Linked DNA regions of Homo sapiens: region 1 is linked to region 2. The links are chromatin loops, found by intact Hi-C in ENCODE. Cell type or tissue: ascending aorta. All regions are shown on one strand. Each heading gives the region's core, and the rest is flanking DNA. Links, peaks and the distances in the headings are about the cores only.

Region 1 (12,948 bases), core at 490-2,989, 580 kb before region 2:
GGCTCTGGCAAGATTACTGCCGCACTTTTGGGTGAACTGAACATTTTAGATTCTTACTCTGGCAAGTTTTCCTTCCCTAGGTGGTGGTTAAGGGGTGGGGTGGGGTGGGGGATGGTGGGAAGAGGGGGATGCAGGCAAGGAGAGAGATAGAGGCCCCACTTGTTTTTTTTTTTTTTTTTGGTCCCACCTTTCAGAATCCAGTTCCAGATTCTAGACTTGAGGGTTCTGGGCTGTTGGTCTGTAGAAGCGAAGGAGAGAAGGGTGAGTGGCTTGGCTTTGGGAAGCATGATGGGGGCGGTTGCAGTGCTATTTTTAAAAAACGGCTTTCAGCAGGGAAGCCTTTAGCCATGTTAGTCTTGCTCCCCTCATGGTTTTGCAGACTCAAATCCAGGCCAAGTGTATGGCTGTCTGAGGTATTGGAACAGAAGGAGGTCCATTCCTGTTGGTGACAACACCGTGGCCCTGTTCTGGGATGAGCAAGGTGTAAAGGTCAGTGCGGTTTTCACTGGGCCATTTGCAAAATTATAATTGGGCAAGATCTGTGATTTGGTACTTGAGGCCTCCAATCAGGGGCAACTTTGGGCAAAAAGACTTGATATGGTAATGAATGACTAACAGGCAGAGGCTTGGAGAGAGAGCCATTTGTAAGCCTCTGTTTCTGGATACAAGTGTCATATCCCCCAGCCCATGCAAGAAGCAAAATGGGAAGAGACTAGGAGGTAGCCTGGGCAAGAGCTGACAGCTGAGAATCCTGAGGTCAGAGAGACCTTAGGATGTCAAGGAGCTGACCCTGCAAGTCTCCGGACAGGCAGCTGGGCCTTGTAGGAGAGATCTGACAGGAAAAGGAGGTTCACATGCAATAGGGTTATAAGCTAGGGGACACAGGACCCTAGGGACATTCTCACCAGCTAACCATTCCCACAGGTTGCAGAATTTCCTGGTCAGAGGTGGAAATGGTATATAGGGCAAACAAGTTTGCTGAGGTCTTGGGAGAGGGTGAGTGGTGGACATACCAGGTGAGGGAAACGAGAAATAAAAAGAACTGCAGGGATGGGAAGGTGCTGACATCCGAGAGTTTGCTATTATGTGTTCAGAGACTAAGCTACTAAATTAAGGTTAAAGAAGGTGGCCAAGGCAAAAAAAAAAAAAAAAATCAGGTGTACAGATCAGATGTAGTAGGCAGGAAGGCAGGAGCAAACTAGAGAGAGAGAGAAGAAAAGTCGTGGCCTTACCAACAACCCAAAAGCCCTGAATTCTCTGGTGAGATAGGCAACTCTGGAGGTTGAGGCAGCTGTAGCTCAGCCAAGAATTAGAAGGATGATTCTAGATATTTAAAATCAACAGCATCCCCACCCACGTAACCCACCTTCAGGAACCAGTAGCTTTAACCAAGAGAACAAGAAACTCAATGAGCAGCAGCCTCAACAACTGGCTCTTTCCTCCTGGGTAAGGAGAGGGCAGTGGGGAAGGACGGTGCCTCAAAGGGAAGTGGAGGCGCTATCAATCTGGCCTAGACAGGTAGGTTGACTGCTTTTACATGGGTGGGCTGGGGCCTGGTCTGGGACCCCTGCTCAAAAAAAAAAAAGAAAAAAAGCCCTCCTTCTCAGGATCCCTGGGGACCCTGTGTGCGCAGGGAACTGTGTAAAACCTTTACTTCGGAAGGTAAGTGCAGCGTTCTAGGCATCTGGGGCGTACTTAAGCCTCCGCTACGCGTCCCCCACCCCCACCCCCACCTGCCGGGGGCTAGGCGTTTCCCTCTGCAGGGCCTGGAATGGACTCGTCTGCCAAGTCGGCACTACACAGCTTCTCCAGCAGGGGGCGGAAAAGGGCCTGCAGCGACGCGCAGGACCCGAGTCCTCCATTTCAGGTGTGATGCTTCAGCCTCGGATCAAATAATAGCCACACATTTAAAATCTCATTTAGGGTTACCGGAGAACCAAATGAACCTCCGGGTGTGGCAGTCTATTTCCATTTCCTCCCAGATATGCGTCGCTTCCTACCGCGCTCTGTGGCTTTGGAAGGCATTTGCATTTACCTACGCGGTGATTATTTGAGTCACTAATACACACAGCCTAACCGGGGGTTTAATTGGAAATGTTAATCAGTGCAATAGATCTGTGTCTGATTTCCACATTTGGTCAGTTATCTGCAGGTTGGAGCAATCTGTGCTAAACCCAGGGGATGCAATGAGGAGCAAAACGGTGCAGCTACAGCTGGGTCTAAGTCTGGGAAACATAATGGGGAGATGGACCTTGAAAACTGGAAAGAGAGTAACAATTTACTGGTGGGAAGAGGAAATCATTAGAAAGGTGTAGTCACAGAGAGGCCTGATTGCTGAGATGGAATAGGATGGCCTTGGAACCCACATGGTGGAGAGGGAGGCCAGAGTTTTTCTTTGAGGTTGGAGGGGGCTGAATTTGGAGAGTGAAGTTTTTTAGGGGCCAAAGGACCAGGAACTGGGGTGGAATGAACCCTGGGAGTCAGAAGTCAAGTGTTATGGAGGGCTAGGGCCTGGTCTGGGACCCCCAAACACACTGTCCCAGACAGTGACAGTCTGGGACCCCTGTTGTGTTTGGGGGTCCCAGACAGTGTGTTTGCCCCTCTCTAGGCCTCAGTTTCCTTGTCTTTCAAACGATGAACTTGGCACTAGTTGTTCTATAAGGTGGTCCATTTATTCTTGGTAATGAAGACAGGTCCACTAAAGTATAGCCCTCTTCTTCCCCTGTCAGAAAAATTACCCCTTCTTTTTTTGTATGCCCTCCAGTTTTAGGGAAAACAATACAAAACAACCCCACAACCACATATATTTCATCTCTTTCAACAGTGTGGCTTTACTTTTACTTCATGTGAATGGGGAACAGGAGGGAAAAGAGAAGTCCAAGTTAATAATCTGCTAGGGACCCTATAACCAAGCCCCTGAAAGGTTCTGTGTGGCTGGGTCTCACAGACCTGAGTGGATGGGTGGGTGGCGTATATTCACTAGTGGCCCTTACTCCCTAACTCAATCTCAAAACAGAAAGTCTTGGGATGAAGGTGAAGGAAGGGCCTGGCTTAGGGCGTATATCCTTCTCCTTCGTGCCCTCCTCCCATATCTCACTGTGAGCCCCAGGCACTTTTTGGAATTCAGCACCCTAAAAGAAACACTATCCTTAACAATCAGCACAACAGTGCCCTCTAGTGACCTTAATGGGGACAATTTTAAGAGCTCCCCATGCATCCCCGGTCCCAGCCTGGTCACCAGTGCCCTTGTGCAGCGGTTACTCCTTGTGGAGAAGGCTCCCAGTCCTTCCAACCAGCCTGACAGAGAAACTCAGCCAGCCACCGTTTCCTGCAAGTCCTTCTCCTTGCATATATGGATGGGGCTGGGGGTTCACAGAGGGAGTCAGCTCCCCACAACTTCCTCTCCAGCGTTGTTTCCTTTGGGCCTGAAAAAGGTTCCAAACCTCCTTTCCTAGACAGCTTCGGTGCTGAGCAAGATACTTGGCATGGGAAGGCTCTGTGGTAGACAGAGTAGTTGTCCATAGCTTCCACCTACCCCCACCGCCAAGGTGGCAGCCCTAGTCCCCAGACAGAGATTCTGTCAGGAAGTTGGAATGCAGCAAGGTGGCTGGGGGTGGAGTTGGGTTAGTGATGGGTATTGGGTATGTACAAGATGTGTGCACTGATTTCTACCTCAGTCTCCAACAGGAGGCTGAGCCATAGGTGTACAACAAGGCGGTATAGGCATACAACATGATGTAGGCACACAATGCCCACAACACTATACAGACACACAACATGGCATAAAGATATGACACAATACGAATTAGACACATTGCACATACACAAAGGATGGAAGAGATGCAATTCACATGCAACACAGTACAGACACATAGCACTCACACAGTAGCTTATTGACATGATCACGTATACAACATGATATTAACAGGACACTGTACACACACACGATATGATGCAGACTCAATACATGCATGTCATGGTAGATATGACACAGCACACATACACAGACATACAACATGGTACAGGGAACTGTGCAGATATACATGACCCAGTATGCACATGTGCTCACACACAGGATATCTCCCCTTGCCCTACTCTCAACACAACACACCCCCAGGCAGGTGAGAGGAGTGTGGCTACCAGGTGGAATACTGTGTCCTGTCAGTTGATTCTGCACTGACTCAAGCAAGTGGTGAAATAAAGGCAGGTTGCCATGGAGTTAAAAAGTGGTGCTACAATTGAGGCTGGGGGGAGGGGGAGGTAAGCTTCAGGAAAGCTCTTGATCTTGCTCTAAAACATGGAGGTTCTTGGTAGTACAGGTTGGGGGTGTGTTCTCCTTCTCTTACATCCTCTAGTATTGTTTCCCACCCCAGTGGGTGGATGCTGCCTCTGCTGTCTGCCCTCATCCCCAGAGATGGGCAGGGGGCTTCTTGAGGCCATTCTTCCTGTGTCCTCCTTGAGCCCCACCCCTCTCTGGAGCTTTGGCAGCTTGCACCCCTCTCCCCCTCACCCCACCCTCTTGCAGGGTGAGCTCACGTAGGGAGGGAGGGGGCGAGTACACCATTCAATGGTGCAGTGGGTGGGATTTGGAAAGGCTGCCTGGAGTGTGCATGTGGGAAGCACACATGGAATGCCAGGGATGCTGGGGGACAGACATGCTCTGGAGTCTTGCCCAAGAGCAAGAGGCAGACCCAGAGTATGGCTTGGAGTTTTAATTCCAGAAGGGGGAATTGGAGATCATGGGGCTTTTCTTGGCTCCCTAAGGCTTCAATTTTGCAATCTCCGTGTTTAGATATCCATCTAGCCATCTCTTTGGATTAGGACCCTGTTCATTCTGGTCTGTAATAAATAGGTGCTAGCCTGAATCATGCCTCCTTGAGAATTAGCATGTAGTTTCTGCTTTTCTTTGAGGACAAACACCACTGTGGGAAGGGGAAAGGAAAGCAGAGTAGGAAGGATTGCAGAGCTTGGGGTTCTACAAAGAGAAGATCAGCCTCTCCCTTGAGAGGCTCAAATGATTGTGGGAAAAGGCAGAAAGGGAGGGGTCAAAGAGACTCAGTCTCCTTCATGGTTAGACATGGAAACCTCTGTGGGAAAAATAGGGTAAATTATCACCAAGCAACAACAGTAAACAGTATGTATTCATCCTAAGAAACCTGGGGAGTACTGTGGAAGACTTACCTGGTGGAGACAGGAGAAGGTAGAGGGAAGCTCCAATTAGGGTCAGAGGCTGGGGCCTTCAGCACCTGTGAGATGGTAGCAAATTAGGAGACCTCAGAATGCTGTTGCCTGGCAGACAGACTTTTTTTCCACTTCTCCAGTGAAAGAGGTTAGTGAAAAGGGGAATGGAAATGGAGGTGGAGACTTAGAGTTGAGGGATGAACTGAACTGAACTGAATGCAGTGCCACAACATCAGGAAGCTCACATATTCACAGAGCCAACCTTCATTGGCCATTGTCTCTCAGTTTCCTTTTGTCCACTGGACTCTACCACCTCCTGTGATTATACACATTGCTCCATAATTATGCAGACTATGTAAATATTTCACATCTGTCCTATTTGATTTAGTTCTTCCAACACTTACCCAAGTCAACTAAGGCAGGCCTTTTCACTTGATACTAAGCAGGCCCAGAATGATGAGGTGACTAACAGCAATTCTCAGCTTGTAACTCCCAACTCCTGACTCCCACTTCCGTGCCCTTTCTGGAATCCTATGTAACAATGCCTTTTTACACTTCTTAGCCCTCTGATTTTCTAGCTTTCTTAAGAGATATTCTGAAATTCACCAGAGAGATTGAGAAAGAGAGAGAGAGAGTGTGTGTGTGTGTGTGTATGAGAGAGAGAGTATGTGTGTGTGTGTGAGAGAGAGAGAGAGAGAGAGATGTTTGGTGGGAGTTGGATGAGGGAGCAGTAGCAGGTGGGGAAAGAGGTTCCCTCTCCCCTACAATGCTTCTCTCAGCAGGTTTCCCCCAAGAAAGAGCAGCTGAGTCCTTGCATCTTGTGGCAGCTGGTGTGCCCAGCACTGAGTCTGTAGGAGCTGAAGCCAGCCCGGACCCTTCTCATGGGCAGTGCCCACCTGTGCTGAAGTCCTGCAGCGGTGGCGGTGTGAGGTGAGTAATGGAGTCCAGGGCAGGGAGTTAGGGATCTCCAAATCCAGGCAAATGCTGCTTTTCCACCAGATCTCCCAATATCAAAGACTCTGCCTAGACCTCGTGAGCTAGGCCTCAGGGCATGACCCCTATGTTCTGGGGAATTTTGCCCAGTACAGCTGCCTTTAGTCTCTTGCCTCCCTCCCATCTCTAATATGGGAATGACAGCCTTGACCTACATTTTGGGGTGAGGAGGAGAAACAACATAACAATCGTTGCCAAGTCCGTTGCAGATGTCAAGCACCATCTAAGAGCTTCAGTATAACACAGACATGCTTCCCATCAAGCTGTCATTTTCTTTTCTCCTCCTTTCCTGGTGCCTGGGTGGCTTTTCAGCCACATGCTGCAAATTTGCCATTCAGTTCCTATGATTTCTACTGCCCCATAACCTTAATTTTACCTTCCTGTTTGAAGTGTACCCCCACCCCTTCCATCCCTGCTTCTGGGCCTGTCAGACTTAGCTTAAACCTTCCCAAACCTTCCCTCTGCTTTCCCACCCAACCAAGATGCACTTCCTCCACCAGGTCTCCAACAGCACTTGAGTCTGTAGCGTGCAGGGTAGCACTTGCTGCCCTACTGCCTTAAATAAGTCTTGCATGGTTTCTGGAGTATTCATCTTACCAGGAAAACTAGATTGTAAGCTCTTCAAGGGCAGGGACTAGATCTTACAGATCTCTAGTCTCCCTTAAAAGGGCTCAAAAGTTCCCCAGCAGCTTTGCAAGTTGGGCCTCTCTCTCTTCCTCTGCATTTCTTTCAGGTTTCATGGCCTGTCTCTCCGATCATCTATTTGTTTTTTTGTCTGCCTTTCAGGCAGGCATTATAACTTCTTCTGTCAGCTTCTCCATCTGGCCTCTGTTGCTATTCCCTGCAGTCCAGCTACCTGCTTGTAGCTTGCTGTCCCTCTGTCTGGTCTTCTGTCTATCAGTTGCTTAGGCATCTCTCCTATTACCCAAATCAAAAAACAACCAACAAAATTAAAAAAAAAAAACAGAAAAACTAAACAAAAAACAAGCAAGGAATAAGCAATGTAGTTCCCTTTCACACTGAGCATACAATGCGCCTACAGACAAGGTAAAACTGCAGCTCAGCAGCAGGTGTTTCTGTGATGCCTTCTTATGAAAGGGAAGCTCCAGAGTTTCAGCCATGGAATTGAAGGTATGAAATTACAGCCTTGTTGATACTGATGCATTCAACTTTCTAGCGATGTTCTGGTAGGGGATCCTCTTTAGGCCTTGACGGACAGAAGGTAACTAGGACTGACTAAAATGAGAAGCCCCTGAATCGCTCTTTGGTGTTCTGTGACAGATGCAATAATAACTTGTATTTATTGTCTACTGTTGCCAGCTCTGTGCTAGGCTCTTTACTGGCATGATACCATTTTCTCCTATGATAATCTTGCAAGGTAGGTATTTTTTTTTCTAATAGTTATTGCTGTTTCTGATTATACAAGTGATACTAGCTGAAGTTAGGTATTATCATCATTACTGTTTTACCAAGGAGGAGATAGAGGCTGAGAGAAGCTAAGTAACTTGCCTGTAACAGAAGACATGCTGTGGCTTTGGGAAGAAAGAGACTTCCTGGAGAGAGTTTCCCAGCATCCAAAGTTATTTTGGTATCTTTAGTTCATGCACATACACATACATACTCTCACAAGCACATTCTTGTACTCTTGTACATTCACACAGTCACATCATCCCCTGGGCTCACTCACTTTTCATACTGGAGTCATTCAAAATGATGATCACTCTTATGCCCTCACCCTCACACACAATCATATTTACATACATGCTACATTTAGGTACATTCACACTGCCACAAATTCACATTCACGTATTCACATTTTCATATTGATGCACACAACACACTTACCATACACCCCACCCTCATGTTCACAGACACTCACACCTTTGTGCTATTAATATCATATTCTCACACACACACACAATCATACACTTTCACACTTACATTCACACAGAGGATACAATCACCTTTGCCTGCCCAAATTCCTGTATAGTCATACATACTCTATACACAAATAATACATTGACATTCCCCCTGCACACACTCCAACTGTTTCTTATACTCACAGCCATTCATACACTCAATTTCATACACTCCAGTGTACTTGCATTGATGTCATCACTGTTTCTTCCTCACAGTCACAAACTTATCACAGGGACACAAACGTGCATACATGCTCATATATCCACGTTTATATTTTCTCACATCATAAGCACCATCTCACCCACTTGCACTTTTACACTTAGAATTACACACTTTTGCATTCACATACACAGAGCTAAAACAACCTCCCTACTCCTGATACATTCACACATAATCACATTCATACATAGAAACACACATTTTGCCACACATTCACACTCACACACTCACTTTCTTCACACTGAGACATCATCACACTCTATACCAAACTTGCAGGCACATACACTGAAATACAACCATACACACATATTTTTATAAACTCAGCCATTTTCACTGAAAACCGTCACTCTACCCTCTCAAACTCAAGCACAATCACTTACACACACAGGTATAGTCACATTGACTGACACATATATAGGCTTATTCACATTCAGTACTCATACAAATTCACATAAACATACATACTGCACATGTACTTAACACTCACATATTCACTCACTTTCACATTCACGACTGTACACTCAAAATTATACACGCCCTTATTCCCACAGACAAGCACTCCTCCACATTCGTGTACATGCACATGTGTACCCCCTCACACACCATCCCCCACTCGTACATCACACATTTTCACACTGGCCCAATCACACTTACCACACACTCACATTCTTATACATTCCCACTCTTCTACTTTCATACTGACACACCCTTACTCACTTCGCTACACACGTTTGCACCAGTGCACATATAATGACATGCACAGTCACTGACTTGCATTCATGCTAGCACATACCACACTGACATACACAATTCACATTGCAATAGTTGACTGTGCTTCACACAGGCAATTACTGATACCACATATGACAACATAGACTCACACTCACAATCGCCATGCCACATTCTCACTTACATTGATACACTTACACTGACACACCTGTTCAGGAAGTCAAACACTCTCCCGTAATCCACCATGTACTCTTACTCAGACTCTCACATGAACACGTTGACACTTAACTACCACTGAGATAATCACATTGACCCACATCTATTCACATTGATTCACACATACTGCTAGTGACCCACACTCTCACTCATACATACTTTCCCAAACTCTTACACATCCCCCTCCCATCCCAATAGCCCTGCATTTATATACTTTCTCACTGACACACACACACGGATACATCTAATTGCAAGAAATAGTTTATATTCACAGTTGTCTCTTTTTTCTTTGTTTGCCACTAGTGCTCTCCTCACCCCTGCTGAAAGGTTATATTGGCAACCAGTTGCCAGAGGAAAAATGTTGGTCTCATCCAGGAGGTCAATGAGAAATAGATCCTTTCAGAGCAGAAAGGAGTAGAATTTATGTCTAGGATTAAAAAAGAAAAGGCTCAAACCCACAGATCAAGTTTTCCTTATCCTTTCCACATACTTTTTCTTTTTTCAGAAATCATCTCCAATACAGCCTTAGCCAGTCCTGTCCAACACAGGTTGGAGTTTAGATGGTGTGTTTATTTTCTGGAAGTTTATGGCTTAACTTGCTACCTCATTTCTTTCCTATAGTGAAAGGAAGATGAAGGATGTGTTTCTTTATGTGCTGTTAATGGTTTCTTATGCAAAAGTGCATGTCTCTGGTTTTATATTTATGATCTGGAATTGCCTGCTGATTACACACATGGAAAGGGCAGGCCTGCTTCCACCAGGCACCTCTAATCTAGCCAGGTATACTTAATACCCTGTTAACCCTGGAACATGGCACTCAAGGAAAGGAAAGAGAAGGTTAATGAACTAGCTGGATGATAAGGTAAATTTGTACTGTAAGTGTTCATGTGCGATAGTAGACCCCACTGAAATTTCAACAGCTGTTACTAACAAGTTACAAGAGGAGATTTTTCAGTAGGCGTGGATAAAGACAAGCTGAAGGAAGTTTCTTGCACTTCAGAAAGACTGTAGATTTCCCTGCAAGTGGATAAAAAGAAGCACAAACCCAGGAGTGAACTAATGGATCAGGAGCCTGGTGCAAGAGTCATGTGCCAACAGAGATTTGAAAACACAAGAGCATCTTGCAAGGGTGTCTCTAGTACATGGCTTCTCCTGCTGGAGTCACCCTGGAGCAAAAAATGAGTTCAGAATATACCCAAGCTGCCATTTGGTATGGGTTCTAGCATGCCTTAGGGAAGAGCTTATTCTCTGGAATATAACCCAACTCCCTGCCATTAGATTGAGAACTTCTTTGATAGCAAGAACTATATTATCTTACTCATTTTGGTTTCTTGATGCCTAGTGCAATGCTAGGTCCAGAAAAGCTACTTGTGAGACTCAGTTAAGAAACTAAAGGGGATACCTGAGCAGGAACATCTTATCAATACAGACCCAGTGTCTCTCTTCTTCTCTTCCTCAATCCCAGATTTGCAGTGGCATTACCAGCTCAGATTGAGGATTGTCTGTAGGCCCCACATAGAGCTAGGCCCAGAGATTCAAATGGGTGAAAGACACACCTATTGCACTCTAAGGTACTTTCATTTGTGTGGGAAAGATCAAGTTGCCATGAAACAGTAGTATGAGGCAACAGTCTGGAAGCTTGGGCATGGAGGGATCTTTATCATGAAATCCAGTGGTCTGTAGGCTCCAAAGGTCTTGACGGTTCATAAGTAGTTGGGGACAGCAGTCAGAATTTAGAGAAGTCACTTTCCAAAGTAAACTTCCTTGTAGATAGCTTGCTTAGCACAGGGCTGTGCCATATTCCCAGAAGATTGTATAACAGAGTACTCTGTTACTGGGCCTAAAGTGGAGTAATAAGAGTGATCTGCAGACCTTAGTGAGATTATTGTACTTATTAAGATCTAACCACCACCTCCTCCAAGAGACAGCTTAAGACAGGGGTTCCCAAACTCTGGACTGCAGACCAGTGCTGGTCCACAGTCTGTTAGGAACTGGGCAGCACAGCAGGAGGTGAGTGGTGGATGACAAGCATTACTTCCTGAGCTCCACTTCCTGTCAGATCAGCAGCAACATTAGATTCTTATGGGAGCGTGAGCCCTATTGTGAACTGCACAGGCAAGGGATCTAGGTTGTGTGCTCCTTATGAGAATCTGATGCCTGATGATCTGAGATGGAACAGTTTCATTCCAAAACCACCCCATTGCCCCATGTCCATGGAAAAATTGTCTTCCACAAAACTGGTACCTGATGCCAAAAAAGGTTGAGGACTGCTGGCTTAAGAGAAACAGCTGGGCAATTTTACATTTGGAAATTTTTGGCCATTACTTCAAGATTCACCAAAGGCAATTTATATAATTTGCAGGACTGGCTGAATATTAGGAAGAGAAAAATGCACCTGCCTGAGTGTGCTTGAATTCAGTGAGAAGCACTGAGAAAACCCATTCCCAAACCCATCATGCATTTATATGATATTTTATACTTTTAAAAATGTTTAATAACCCATTCTTCCATTTCAATAGAGGTGTTAGGAGCACCAACTCTGGTATCAGCCAGACCACCATTTGAATCCCAGTTTGGCCACTTCCTAGCTGTGTAACCTTGTTTGAGAAATTATCCCCATTGCTTCTTAGGCCTTTTGGCTAAGATCAAGTGAAGAGAAATTACTTATCCCCCTTAAGCCTCAGTGTCCTTATGTGTAAAATGGGAATGACACTAATGTCATCTACCTCATGGAGTTGTTAAGAGGATGAAATGAGATAATATATGAAAGTGTTTAGCAAAATGTCTGGCTTATAGTAAATGTTTGACACAGTATAGAGCTTATTATCTTTACCATAGCCCTTTGAGGTAGGCACCTTCAAAGGGACAGATCCTTGACATAACAGAGAAACAGTATGGTTCTTTGCAGCCAAAGATTGATTTTCACAGGACTTGTTGCCTGTTTTCCTTTAAGTCTTTATTTCTGCCTAGCCACAAGCTAGGTGTCAGTATTCATTCCCACTCAAGACGATGAGTGAAAAATAGGATTAGTCCATGGAGTTTCCTCAACTACTGTGTCTCTTTAGGACATGTTTATCTTGCAGAAATGTGTCCTGTTCATTTAGCTATCCCCTCTAGTCCTACTTCCACCCTTGAAATCAGTAAAGCCATCAGTGATGCCACCTTTATTTGCCAGTACCCAAACTTGTGGGGGTGGTGAGTAGAAGAGATTCCTAATGTAGGTGGAACCAGCAATTGGTTCTCTTACCATAGGCATTCTTCTGTCCTTGATTCTGATTGTTGAAATGTCTGTTTTGTGGGTGGAAGATCTGCTCATTTTCAGGCTTTCGTCCCAAACGCCACAGTGGAAGCACAGTTTACTTACGACAAAGCCCTAAGAACATTCATGTTCATGTAAAAGCTGTGAGTAACTGCAGAATTTAATATGAAACTTTCCGTGACTTAGGAAACAGAAATAAGTGCACGGGCATTGATGTCACATAGACATGGGATGGTATAATCTTACTATTACATTTACTAGTTCTGTGACCTTGGTCAAGTGACTTAATGAATGTGCTTCTTCATATGTGGAATGAAAATACTGTAATAACACCTCAGGGGTTATGCAAGTTATGTGAACTTGTACCTAAGTAACTTTTAGCAGAGTGCGTGGGCCATGATAAGATTTCAGTGAATGATAGCGATTTTGTT
Region 2 (14,436 bases), core at 11,937-14,436:
TAATAACATTTTATTAAAACAACTTAGAGAGGGCTGAGTATCTTTTTTGATCTAACAACTATTTCCAACATCTCTTTTTATAAGGTCAAATAATGAATCTCTGTGATTTTCCAAAGGCCCTCTGAGAAATTTCAGTGGTTTTAGGTTAAAAGTTTTAGTTTTAGGTATAAAATATATCCTAAAGGGCCAGGCGCGGTGGCTCACACCTGTAATCCCAGCACTTTGGGAGGCCGAGGCGGGCAGATCACAAGATCAGGAGTTCAAGACCAGCCTGACCAACATGGCGAAACCCCATCTCTACTAAAAATACAAAAATAGCCAGGCGTGGTGGCACGTGCCTGTAATCCCAGCTACTCAGGAATCTGAGGCAGGAGAATTGCTTGAACCTGGGAGGTGGAGGTTGCAGCGAGCCAAGATCGTGCCACTGCACTCCAGCATGGGGGGGACAGGGCAAGACCCCGTCTCAAAAACAAACAATTACATTATATATATATATATATATTTATATATATATATACACATATTATATATATATACATTATATATATATATACATTATATATATATACATTATATATATATATACATTATATATATATACATTATATATATATATATATATACCACCTGAAATGTTTATTTTATTTGATCAAATTTAGAAACTGATTTTGGGAGGGCAAAATTAAGAGTTGTGGAGTTGATTAGGTGAGATCATAAGAGTCTAAGAAATAATACTTCTTTACCTATTTAATCAAAGTAAAAATAAAGCATTTGGAAAAAACACAGAAGGTAACACTATTGTAAAAATGTTCATTATTTCATAAGTAAAAACCATATGCTCTATGGGATTTTTTTCCCATAGATAAGGACACAATAAAGACAATTTAATCATAGAACATTTTTCTTGAAAGGCACAGAATCTCTTCTATTTACACAGATTACACAGAAGATAAAGATTAACTTTTTACATTGCAAGTGGAAGCATTAATTTCTAAATAAAGGAAGCAAACCCAACTAAACTGAGGGACCATTGTAAATTTTATCTTACTATATTTAATAGCTTCTTTTCAGACTCAGGTATTATAAATCAAGGCAAATAAAATGCACTTTCCAAGTTTTGTTTTTCTTTCTGCTCTTTCATATTTGTTTTAGAGGATCTGTGAGGTCAAAACAATTTTCGTAATAATGAGATGTCATCTGCCCTTTTGACTCTCATTCTCTCATGAGTATACAGTGTTGTTTTCCATAGGTTACTTAATATGTGATATTGTAAAGGATTAAAAGTAGAAGCTAGGCCGAGCGCAGTGGCTCACACCTGTAATCCCAGCACTTTGGGAGGCCGAGGCGGGTGGATCACAAGGTCAGGAGTTCAAGACCAGCCTGACCAACATGGTGAAACACCATCTCTACTAAAAATACAAAAGTTAGCTGGGCGTGGTGGTGCACACCTGTAATCCCAGCTACTCAGGAGGCTGAGGCAGGAAAACTGCTTGAACCCAGGTGGCAGAGGTTGCGGTGAGCCGAGATCGCACCACTGCACTCCAGCCTGAGCGACAGAGCGAGACTCCATCTCAAAAAAAAAAAATTCTGTCCAATGATTACCCATTAATTAACTCAATGTAATGTCAGTCCATGATTTTGAGTTGCTTAAAGATCTTGGAAATAATCTTCAATCTGGCCTACTTCAAAGCATAATAGCTGTTGATATAAAATTTGTCAGAGTAATGATTTCATTTTCTTGAATACAACTTTACCTCTTTTATAATCAAAAACATTTTTTGGAATAATGTTAACTTATTTGATCAGTAAACCTATGCAAGTTTAGGAAAAAGAAATCCAAGTAAAATACAATATATCCTTGTATTTTACTTTACACTAATCAATCAGAAAAAACCATAATTGTCAAAATAATGCTAATTATGTAATCTTGGTTTCTGAATTAGTTTCTGTAAGAGATGTTTTGTTAAAGTCTAGTACATTTAAAGTATTATAAGTCAATTTGTTTGTTTTCTGGGAACTTAACATAAGTACTTTATGTACTTATGTTCTCTAATCAGAACAGTGCTCCTTTATTTTTTTATTTTTAATATACAAAAAAATTTTTTTAAGCCAACAGCAGCTTATATTCCCAGGAAGTCTCCCATCCAAGTACTAACTAGGCCCCACCCTGCTTGGCTTCACGAGATCAGATGAGATCAAGCACATTCAGGGTGGTATGGCCATAGACTAATTTAATATCTTATAGGAAAAAGTTTCACAGATTCAATGAGACGTAAAGGTCTTTCTGAATTACAGCCACACAGATTCACAGAGAACTTATAACTTCAGATCTACAACTTCAGCCACAGATCAAGATTAAACACAGAAACACAAATATTTGCCAATCCTGATATCAAAAAGCTATTCTTCTTCCTGATGGCATAAATTTTTAATTGACTTGAAGACAAAATTGGCAGACAAACAAAACTCATAAGGGAATTCTGTTTTCTCTTGCCTAACAGGAAATACTCCTTTATAATACATTGCTATTAATCTATATAACCTATTAATGCAGAGATTGAATAATCATGCGATGATATCAGATTCCCAGCTATTGCTGCACCAAATGGGAATAACTTAATGGTCATGTATAAATTAGAAATAAAATAATAACCCCCAAAATAATCCAGGAAGGAGAATAACAAATGAAACAGAGTGTACAAAGTTAAAGTTCATTGGTTGCTTTGATTTACCTCTGGGAGGCAAGAAAAGACCTGCCCAGGCTTAAGCAGCTCAAGAGCTGGACTTCTTCAGTAAGTTGCTTCCTAGCCATGTGATCTCGAGCAAACAGCTTAACTTCTCCCATTCTGTTACTCCATAGGGAAGCTGTGTGATTAAAATATGATGATGAACATGAAGACATTTAATAAAACTGTAAAGTGCCATACAAATGTTATTTATAAATATAAGAATCAATATGATCAGTACAAGATATGACATTAACATTAAATATGGATTTATATTATGTATTAAGAATTTTACTTTTTCCTTTGTTATCAAACAGCAGAATATTTGCTCTTAGAGTCACAGAGTGTATAGTTGAAAGACCTAATCTGAATCTGTTATTTTCATTATAAGTGAGAAAACTGAGGCTCAAGAGAGGTTAAATGATTTCTTGGAGGTCATATAGCTAGAGTAGCGGCGTGGTGTAATATGTAGGACACATTGGTCTATTCTGCTTCTATTCTAATGTATCAGCTAGAAGTTGTTTTGTAAACTATTTTTAGAGTTTTATTTTAATAGTTAATGTATTTCTTTATTAGCCCACATATAAGAAATGGTTTCTGTAGCTTATTGTGCTTTGTGGTATAATTCATAGCAAATAAGGCATTATAGTCTCTGATTCATGTGTAGAAATCTTAAGTCCTAGAATTTTTTTTTTAGGATAGGTAATACGTTTGAATATTTTTGTCTTTATATTTCACTAAATATTCATATTTTATTCTCTCTTTGGGCAGAAAATGACTGTGCTTGTTTCATTATTCAACCATGACCTTTCTATATTTATTGTTATAAAACTAGTTTCACCGTTATCACTAATTTTGTTAACAAAAGACCATGAGGTCTGCAAAGGAAAAAACAAAACAAAGAAGAGTCTTCTTTTCTTTCCTCTTTTTTTTTTTTTTTTTTTTTTTTTGAGACAGAGTTTCACTCTTGTTGCCCAGGCTGGAGTGCAGTGGTGCAATCTTGGCTCACCGCAACCTCTACCTCCCGGGTTCAAGCGATTCTCCTGCCTCACCCTCCCGAGTAGCTGGGATTACAGGCATGCACCACCATGCCCAGCTAATTTTGTGTTTTTAGTAGAAACGGGGTTTGTCCATGTTGGTCAGGCTGGTCTCGAACTCCCGACCTCATGTGACCCACCTGCCTTGGCCTCTCAAAGTGCTGGGATTGCAGGAGTGAGCCACTGCGCCTGGCCGAAGAGTTTTATTTTCTAAAAAAACAATCACAGCCTCTGTTGTAAACTGAAAGCATGCTATTGGGAAAGTTCCCACCCCAGCCCTCGATCAGGTCCATATGTGCAAATGAAGAATTCAAACTCTTTCAGCCCGAATTCGTTGAAAACTTCTGAGTCCCAGATGGGTAGTTTTCAAGCCAGAACCAGAAGTCTCTGTTGGATGCTCCTTTCAGGCTGCTGGTGGGAGTTTTCCTGCCACTGTGTCTCAGCTCCAATTACTGGTTACAGGAACTGCCTTAGCTCAGAGGCGCAAACAGGATGTTCGTCTGGAACTGCCCTGTCTAGGAACTATTTTAAATTTTAACATGTCAAAAAAAATGTCTAAAATACAGAGAATTCCCAAAGCTATGACAATCAAGGCAGAAATAAAGTAAATGTAAGGGCTGAGCATATTACTCATACAGTCCTGGTCTGGTGTCCTGGGTTAGCTGTCAACCTTAGATGTTGTCTTCTTGGCCTGGAGATGGGGTTTTAGTAATCTGAATTTGGTATTAAACACTGGCATTTATGTCCAAGATTCTCCAGGAGTTGGTGCCATTTTTAGGTGAGATATATGTATCCAAGAGTCAATACACTGTAACTTGGCAGCACAGAGATTGATTAACAGTACCTGAAAAGAGTGCTTCTTCCAACAAGGCTGAAGGTAATCTTTCAATTGATGTCTCTACCAACGTACATAATCACTAGGCTGGAGGCTGCGATGCCAGAGGTCACTATCTGATTTGGGCCTGTAAAAGGATTCCACAACCTTGTGGCGGTTAGTCTTTAAAGCTTTGACAAGGCATTGGTAGTAGGTTAGGAAGTCTCCCTGTAACCGAGCAGGGAAAACGTTTCTTCAACCAGGTGCATGAGCAGACCGGCAACGATCTCAAAAGGGGAGAGACAGTGTTTCCTACTAGGTGTGGATTGTAAAACTAGCAATGCCAATGGGAGGGCCTTATGCCAGGGCAGGTTAAAAGTACTTGGGATCTTCACAAATTGGGTTTTTATAACCCCATTTATCTATTTAACCAGCCCAAAAGACTGGAGTGGTATGCATAATGAAAATGCTGCAGAATGGGCTAAATGTTCCAAATTTTTGCTAATACTTGGCCAGTTAAATGAGTTCCTTGGTTACTATATAGCTCAGTTGGAATTCCCCAAGAGGAATGATCTTTTCAAGGAGTACTTTGGCTACTGACATGGCCGTAGTCTGTCTGCAGGAGAAAGCTTCAACGCAATGGAAATACATGTCAACCATTATAAGGACATTTTTGTATCCATGAGATGGGGGTAATTGGATGAAGTCAAGCTGCCATTCTGCAAAAAGGCCATTGGGAAGTGATACTTGGCCTGAAGGACATTTTAGGGGTTCACCTGGAGTATATTGGGGACAGAGGCTACAAAGTTTGTATACCTAAAAAGCAACTGTTGGGGAAATTTCTCCGAAGTATTGTCTGACCCATTTATTCACTGTATCCAGATTGTAGTGAATTAGGTTATGTATAAAGGTCTGTTTGTGTCTGTAGACTGCTAGGGAGGATTGGATGTCTATTTGTCCCTTCTCATAATCTTGTTTGGGAGTTAAATGTGCAACTTTGTTTCATCCATTTCCCCCTTTCAAGATATGAAACTGCTTTCTGAGATGTGAAAAGTCTAGAAAAATGGTAATCAAATGGGCAAGCATGGGGGCTGAGGATTGAATGAGCATGATCAAGGGAGTTACTTGTAGGGCTGTAGCTTCAGCAGCTGCATCAGCAAGATGATTGCCCTTACTGTCTTCAGAGTTTTCAGGGGAGTATCCTTGGATCTTGATAATAGCAAGAGATAATAGAGCCTGAATAGCTTTTAGAAGTGTCAAAACAAAAATCTTTATTTTTAATAGGTTGTCTGGAGGAGGTCAAAAAACCTCATTGTTTCCAGGGCATACGAAATTATGTGCAACACCAAAGACGAATCTACCATCTGTATAAAATGTTAGTTGTTTTGCCTCCAGCCAGCAAACAGGCTCATGTGAAGGCATGCAATTCTGCTTGTTAAGCTGACCAGACCGTGGGAAGGGGGTCCTATTCAATAGTCTCTGCTGGGGAAACTATGGCGTATCTTGCGAGGTAAGAGCCAGCAGGGCTCTTGAGAGAAGACCCATCAGTGTACTAGACAAAGTCCAGATTGGGCAGAGGCATTTCCTTTGGGTATATGCTGGGTAAAAGGAGGGTATCTGTAAAACTGACACAGTCACAGGATGTCTTCCACTGGAGATGATAAAAGGGTTTTAATAGATTGCAGTGGGCAATGGCTAAATTGGGAGAAAAAGAAAATAGTATCTCATAGGTCAATCGGCTGGCTGAAAGATGTTGGGTATGATGAAAAGTGAGGAGGCTTTCAATGGAATGAGGGGCATACATAGTGAGAGGGGACTGTATGACTATTTTTTAGTGGCCTTTATAAGCATAGAAGTAATAGCAACAGTTCTCAGATAGGGGGGCAATACTTGTGCCACAGGGTACTGCTATTGGCTATAATAGCCAGTCAGTTGATCGTTGCCCTCAAGGGGCTAAGGCAAACCCCCTAATGTGTTACCCTCTCCTTCATGCACAAAAAGGGAAAATCATAATAATTTGGATGTCATAGGTAGGGGTAGTGGACAATTGAGTTTTTTAAACTTGGAAAGCTTGTTCACCATCAGTAATCCAGACAAGGAAATGGGGAAAAGAGGCTTTAGGTAAGGAATATAAGGGTTGTACCATCAGAGAGAAATTAGGTTCCATATTCTGCAATAATCCACAGGCCCTAAAAATACTCTGAGCTGCCTTTTTGTAGCAAGTAAGGGGAAGAAAAAGATAACTTGAATGTGAGAGGGATCAAGGCTTAGCCTTGAGGAAGTTAATACATATCCAAGGAATTTAATTGAATCTTGACCAAATTGTAATTTTTCTTTAGAGACATTATGACATTTATTGAGGGTCAGTTGGCAGAAAAAAAATGAAGAGTGTCAGCAGGGTAAGTGTTTTGAGAGGGAGAACATAAAAGCATATCATCAATATATTGTAAAAGGGTTGAACCTTATAAAAAGGTTATCTTTTTCAGGTCTGCTCAAAGAATCTGGAAAAAATAGATAGGGCTCTCAGTATATCCCTGAGGAAGCACTGTCCATGTATACTGTTGGCCTCTCCACATGAAGGTGAAAAGAAACTTTCAGGTAAACAGGGATGCTGAAAAAGGCAATGCAGAGGTCAAGAGTAGAGACATATTGGGTGTCAGAAGGCATATTATGTAAGAGTGTAGGTGGATCAGGCACAATGGGGTGTCAAGAATAACAATATTGGTTACGGCTCTAAGTTGTTGAACAAACCTCCATCCTCTCCTGTTATGTTTCTGCACGAGTAAAATTGAGGTATTGCATGGGCTAGCACAGGGGACAATGAGTCCCTCAGAAATAAAATAATCAATGATCGGTTCCATGCCTGCTAATGCCTCAGAATTGAGGGGGTATTGTTTCACATTTAGAAGAGAATTGTTAGGATCTATCTGAATGAAAATAGGTGGTGCTGAGTGAAAAAGACAGATATTGGTATTCGTTTTTGCCCATAGGGTCTCAGATAATTCCCTTAAGGTAGGTTATTCAGAAATGGCTGGACAGACAGGGGCTCACAAGGGAAACACATAAGTGAGGTCTTAGACTGGGCGCAGTGGTTCATGCCTGTAATCCTAGCACATTGGGAGGCCAAGGGGGGAGGATCGCTTGAGCCCAGGAGTTTAAGACCAGCCTGGGCAACATAGCGAGACCTCTTCTCTATATGTAAAAAAATTAGCCAGCTGTAGTGGCGCCCACCTGTGATCCCAGCTACTCAGGAGGATGAGGTAGGAGAATCACTTGAGCTTAGGAAGTCAAGGATGCAGTGAGCCACGATTGTGCCACTGCACTCCAGCCTGTGTGAAAGAGCAAGTCCACCTTATTTAAAAAAAAAAAAAAGTAGAGGTCTCAGGTGAGCTTATTCTTAAAATAACACATTTCCCTTATGGGTAAAAGATGTTGGCTTGACTCTTTTCAAGGAAGGCCCTTGCTAATAAATGTATGGGAAGAGAGGGGAGGAGAAAGCTATGGTATCCAATGATGGGCCCTATCTGATAAGGAATTGGATTTCACCTGACTATCATTGGCTGGCTGGGGATCCCTACCATTTGGGTGGTTTGACTACTCTAGGGAAGGCGATCTGAAAAAAAGAGTTGGAGTTTAGCACTGAGAGTGTGGCACCAGTATCTATCCACGCCTGGACCAATTTGTTATTTATTTGCAAACCAACCTTCTTCAGCTGGTTCACAGAAGGAAGAAGATTGCCTTTATCTCCCTGAAGCACCCCAATCTTGTAATGAAGAAAAAGCTTGCATTTTTCTTAGCTTTATCTGGGTTCTTCTGAAGCCATCATTTGTATATTTCATAATCTCTTTTGTAGTGATAAAAGCCCTTGCGAAAGAAATAGATCCTGTTTCCCAGACTCTTGAGAACATTTTGGTTCTGTGATTGTTTTTTAAATTGCTGAATATGTAGGGCCATGAACGTGGTGGTCTTTTCCTGATAATCAAGTGTCTTATTTATTCTTTCTTTGTCTCTTTACAAAGTTTTAGAGAGATAGTTTGCCAAGGAGGCAATTTCGTGGGGTTTCTTAAAGGTCCAATTGAGGTAATGTTGTTTGACTAAGGCATTAAGAGTTCAGTTAAGCCCTGAAAGAAAACTAGAATCAAAAAGATTAATGGTATCCTCTGTTAAGTCCTTGACACCAGAATTTTGCTGGAAAGATTTTTTTTTTATTTTTATTTTTTCAGACAGAGTTGCTCTGTTGCCCAGGCTGGAGTGCAGTGGTGCCATCTCAGCTCACTGCTACCTCCGCCTCCTGGGCTCAAGTGATGCTCGTGCCTCAGCCTCCTCAGTAGCTGGGACTACAGACATGCACAACCATGCCCAGCTAATTTTTGTATTTTTAGTAGAGACAGGGTTTCGCCATGTTGGCCAGGCTGGTCTCGAACTCCTGACCTCAAGTGATCCTCCTGCCTCAGCCTCCTAAAGTGCTGAGATTACAGGTGTGAGTCACCACACCCAGCTTGGAAAGCCTTTTTGAACCAGTCAAAATAATCTAAGCAGACTCATCTTTTTTTTGAGTGAATCGTTGAATGGCTTTCCAATTAATTTGCCAGAGAAAAAGCACTGGAATGACCTTTAACAAATCACAGGTTATTTTCTTTGCTTTTGTTATGGCCATGTCCCTTTTGAAATGGCAGTCCTCTGGAGGTTTTATCCATTTAGTTAGGCATATACATGTTTGAGCCACAAAAATGACCCCCAGCATGTGAATTAATTGATAGATTTTGGTGAGTCTGGGCTAGTATGCGCTTACGATTAAATGAAAGTGGCATTCAAATTCAAGGAAGTCAGTTTTAGGACAATCGCCAAGAGTTCAGATTTAGACTAAGGAATGTAAGAAATGGTTTGACCTCCCTCTACATTTTCACTTATTTTAAATGGGGCAATAAGAGGAGTTGAGGGGTTATGGGTAGTGTGCCTGGGATAGACAGTGAGGAGAAAAAAGGAGGTTCAGAAAGTGAAGAAGGTAGTGGCAGAGGAGAATAAAGTAGAGGTAGTGCAGAGGGAGTGAAAGGAAGAGGAACAAAGGGTTTGAGTCCTTCTTGGGAACAGAATCTGGGCTAGGAGGATTTTCAAGTTTTTGGAGGCACTGAGTTCGGAATTAGTTTCTCTCAAGAAGGCAGTCTGAAATTCTTGATTCCATTTGGAGTTTTCATAGTACCTATTAAGGAAAGCCTTATATTGTCTTTGAGAGGCCTAGATTCGTCTTTGTTCTAATTGCAGGCATAAATAAATTTGATTAGGGATACAGAAAGCTCCCCAATGTAGCCAAAGAAGTTTTAAATCCAAAAGTTTCATCCAGAGCCTTAAATAGGCACAAGAATTTTCTCCATAGGTTTTTAAATATAAAAGTCATCAGTGCACCATAAGGTGGCTGGTTGGAGACCATTACCTTAGAACATGGGTTACCCATGGCACTATAACAAAGGCATCCCTTTGAGTACAACAGAAACATGAGTGTCCCCACAAAACTTGAAATGTGAGCATACTCCACCAAGCACAAGTACATTGCAAAATGCAAAAGTACTCCACGAAGTGTGAGTGTACCCCACAGGGCCCATAGAGGCAAGTGAACATGCTCCCTGGAGAAAACAAAGTCTCGGAGACCTCAGCCTAAGAGCCCGAGATCTGCAGATGGGGGAACACAGCCTCCAATGTAAACTAAGTGCTCCGAAGAACAAAGAGTGGGTCTGGCTTAAATAGGGAAAGTTCTCCTCCCAGCCCTTAATCAAGTTTGTGTATGCAAATAAACAACTCAAAAGTAGTCCCCATTAGTTGAAAACAGCTGAGTCCTGATTGGGTAGTTTCCAAGTCCCAACCAGAAGTCTCTGTTGGATGTCACTTTCAGAAAGGCAGCTGGTGAGTTTTCCTGCCATTGTGCATGCTACTCTTCAAAAGGACAACTGCCTAAGCTACAAGATTTAAAGGAAACATCCTGTAGAAATAGGCCCAAGGGTCTTCTCAGGCTATGTTCTAGGCCCAATTTACCTCCAATCCTTTTCCTCCTTAAAATAATTTCTTCTCACAGCCTCTCTTCTGTATATATCCAGGCAGGGCAAAGCACAAATATGAGCTAAGGTGATATTTTAAATAGGGAATACACAAAACATTAGAAGGAGATAGAGTGAGCAATTATCTTAACAATGGTTATGATGGTGGTAGGAGAAAAAAGGAGAGTTTTGAGAAATAACCTCTCCTATATGTGCCTGCCTAAGTGTAATTTATCTGTGGTACTTTATCGTCCTAATGTGTAATGTTATATTTAAATGGTTCACTGGAATAATTCAATAGATTGTAGATCAATGCTTCAGGCTTTATCACCTCTATTTTACAAGTCATGCTTGCTAATGGAGGTTAACTGTTTGCAGCTTCCAGGGGACCCTAGAGGGCCCTGGTTTTCTGAGAACCACAGTTGGTAGAAGAGCCCAAGTTGGAGCGATTTTTTTTTTTTTTGAGACAGAATCTTGCTCTGTTGCCCAGGCTAGAGTGCAGTGACACAATCTCAGCTCACTGCAACCTCCGCCTCCCAGGTACAAGTGATTCTCCTGCCTCAGCCTCCCAAGTAGCTGGGATTACAGGTGCCCGCCACCGTGCCTGGCTAATTTTTGTATTTTTAGTAGAGATGGGGTTTCACCATGCTGGCCAGGCTGGCCTCAAGCTCCTGACCTTGTGATCCACCCACCTCGGCCTCCCAAAGTGCTGTGATTGCAGGCGTGAGCCACCGTGCCCAGCCAGTTAGAGTGATTTTCTAAAAGCCACTTTTGATGCACCTGTAGTCCCAGCTACTTGGGAGGTGGAGGCGGAGGCGGGAGTGCTCTCGGACCAAACTGAGGGTGGGGCTGCTATTTCTCGTGACCTAATAACAAGATGCAGATAAACTGTGGAGGAAGAGAGTTTTTATTTCTGTAACTGTTTACAGGGAAAAGGCCTGGATATTATCACGAAACCAACTCAAAATCACGATGTTTTCCAGAGCTTATATACCTTCTAAGCTATATGTCTACATGTAAGTGTGCATTCATCTAAAGACATAAGTGATTAACTTCTTTTAATCTATAAATAAGGTCTGAATCTTGAAGATCTTCCTCTGGAGCCTCAGTAAATTTACTTAATCTAAATGGGTCCGGCAAGGTGCGGTGGCTCACGCCTGTAATCCCAGCACTTTGGGAGGCCAAGGTGGGTGGATCATGAGGTCAGGAGTTCGAGACCATCCTGGCTAACATGGTGAAACCCCGTCGCTACTAAAAATACAACAAATTAGCCGGGCGTGGTGGTGGGTGCCTGTATTCCCAGCTACTTGAGAGGCTGAGGCAGGAGAATGGCGTGAACCCGGAAGGCAGAGCTTGCAGTGAGCCGAGATTGTGTCACTGCACTCCAGCCTGGGTGACAGAGCGAGACTCCGTCTCAAAAAAAAAAAAAAAAAATCTAAATGAGTCCAGGTGCTGGCGTGATTACCCTTATCTTGTCTCCTGCTAAATCACAGAGGTTTGGGGAGTTCCTTCGGACTCCCAACAAACTTGTTTGTGGAGGCCTGGGGAGTTTCTTCAGACCCACAATAAAACTTGTTTAATCCTAAATGGGTAATGTTAAGACTTCCTTTGTTATTTTGTCATGCTTTAGGGCCCAGGAAAGGCCTAGGCAAAACTCTTGGTGGGCTTTAGTTACATTCCAGCCTTTGTATAAGGGCACTGGCTTTTTTTAGCTTTTAATATTAACTTCACCACTCAGTACTGAAACAGTTGTTATGGAGGCCTCCGTTAGTGAGACGTGGCCTGCCACAGGAGGACTGCTTGAGCCCAGGAGTTAGAATCAAGCCTGGGCAACAGAGCAAGACCCCATACCTTATAAGATGCCTTTTATTTTTAGTTTTTTTATTTTTTCGAGACGGGGTCTCACTGTCGTCCAGGCTGCAGTGCAGTGGTGTGATCATGGCTCACTGCAGCCTCAGCCTTCTGACTAGCTAGGAACACAGGTGGGTGCTCCCACCCCCGGCTAATTAAATTTTTTTTGTTTGTTTGAGACAGGGTCTCATTCTGTGTCACCCAGGCTGGAGTGCAATGGCAGGATCTTGGGCTCACTGAAACCTCTGTCTCCTGGGCTCAAGCAATTGTCGTGCCTCACCCTCCTGAGTAGCTGGGATTACAGGAGCCTGCCACCACGCCCGGCTAATTTTTGTATTTTTAGGAGAGACAGGATTTCACCATGTTGCCCAGGCTGGTCTGGAACTTCTGACCTCAATAATATACCTGCCTTGGCCTCCCAAAGTGCTGGGATTACATACTTGAGCGATGGCACCTGGCCTAAAAAATAATATTTTTAGAGACAAGGGTTTTGCTATGTTGCCCAGGCTAGTCTTAACTCCTGGGCTCAAGTGATTCTTCCCAGTAGCTTGGGATTACAGCCACTGTGCCTGGTAAGGCACTTTTATTTTTCATATCCCCTTAGCCAACTCGAAGTAAAACCATCTCTCAAATGTATCTTGACAAAACCTGGCAGCAAACAAAAAAATCTCAAACTTGTCTGTCATTAAAAGATTGTGGTACCCACGCAACGACACCAACTCAATGCTTAGGGTATGATGTTTTTTTTTTTTACCCATCAGTTTTGAAAAAGTTAATTACATTTGGCAATTCCCCATTCCCTTATAGTGAGGGGTCTCAAGAGCTGGCTCCTACACATAAAGGGCTTAGAACAGTGGCTGGTACCTAGGCCACCAATAGTCTTTTGCCCCACCCAACCGGTGACACAGCCCGGGGCCCCGCCGCCCCCTGGCGGCCATTACGGATTTCCGCCTCCCTCACAGAAGGCAGTCACTGCAACGTGCGTGGCCTCAGTTGCGTCATATCCGGCCCTTGCGATCAGGGCTTGAGGAACCCGCGCCATGAAGTGCGTGTTTGTTACCGTAGGGACCACCAGCTTTGACGACCTCATTGCGTGTGTGTCGGCGCCCGACAGTCTGCAAGTGAGTGAGGGAGGCGAGCAGGCGGCGGCTTGGCTCGCCACCCGCCATCTCCGGCCATACTGCCAGCCGCGTTAGCCTTGCCTGACCGTCGCGCTCGGAAAGAAACCCCCGCAACTCTACCACAGGTGCCGCTGCCCCTTAGCTGGCTTCTGCCCACGCCCGGCGGGGCCCTTCTCCGGCTACCCGGCCACTCGGGGTTGCCTGTTTCCTCTTCCCATTATTCCGGCCGCTCCTCTCCCTCATTTCTTCAGCTCCTTTTCCGGTCTGCCCCCGCGCTCTATTCTCCGCCTCCGCGTCCTCCGCCCCTCCTTCCAACGGCTCCGCCCCTCCGAGCTCGGGTTTTCCACCGGGCTCGGCAGTTTTTCCTCAGGCCCCCCTGTGGACCGCACGTCGGCGCCGGCGTCTGAGCCAGCCGAGCTCGCCTCAGAGCCCGGCTCCTTCCCCTCAGCACTTGGCCGGAGCCCGCGCGGTTCCTCTCCTCAGCGCGCGTCGTCCCCTCAGGGCTCCCGGTTCTCGCAGTTGATCAAGTGAGGCAGAACGGGTAGTGCCTGGGTTCCCCCCGAGTTTGCGACTCCTTTTCCAAAGTCTTTTCCTGCTGTGGCTTTCGCGGGACTCTGCGAGCTGGGTCGCTTAGATTCATGAGTGCTTGGGAGGTTCCTCGTCGGGCCCCGGACCAGAAAATAGTTTTGAAAACTAAGTGAAATCGGCCACAGATAGGCTTTTTGGCGGCCGTGCTCCGATGTTAACGTCAAACTTTAGTAGTGGTGGTGGTTCCTGCTCTGTTTTACATAGCCAGTTTAAAAGGCCCTCACATTCTGATTTCCTCTTTCAGAAAATCGAGAGCCTTGGTTACAACCG

Evidence for each region. Hi-C counts contacts between places; a loop is a spot of excess contacts. Peaks named below come from ENCODE experiments on the same cell type or tissue, not always from the same donor. Only the 100,000 strongest peaks of a DNase experiment are listed, where the experiment ranks them.
Region 1: a loop joins it to region 2, with 8 times the contacts of the local background. A loop is called at or near these places in 2 of 110 quality-filtered maps.

The regions. Positions count from the first base shown.
Region 1 is chrX:111,097,196-111,110,143 of GRCh38, forward strand. It overlaps PAK3 (p21 (RAC1) activated kinase 3), which reads left to right. Exons shown (of 18, transcript NM_002578.5): 2 at 195-261; 3 at 380-489; 4 at 5,964-6,111. Among named protein-coding and RNA genes, the nearest start is that of PAK3, 7.5 kb to the left of the region's middle. In ascending aorta, for the core only: a CTCF peak has its summit at 1,797 (motif pointing right); a DNase peak (open chromatin) is centred at 1,816; H3K4me3 peaks cover 1,543 bases; H3K27ac peaks cover 1,227 bases.
Region 2 is chrX:111,667,722-111,682,157 of GRCh38, forward strand. ALG13 (ALG13 UDP-N-acetylglucosaminyltransferase subunit) reads left to right here and starts at 13,449. Exons shown (of 27, transcript NM_001099922.3): 1 at 13,449-13,578; 2 at 14,411-14,436. The coding sequence starts at 13,498. It also overlaps the pseudogene RNA5SP512. RefSeq lists enhancers at 13,117-13,836, 13,516-13,705, 13,776-13,825, 13,846-13,905. In ascending aorta, for the core only: a CTCF peak has its summit at 13,366 (motif pointing left); DNase peaks (open chromatin) are centred at 13,450 and 13,910; H3K4me3 peaks cover 1,454 bases; H3K27ac peaks cover 1,493 bases.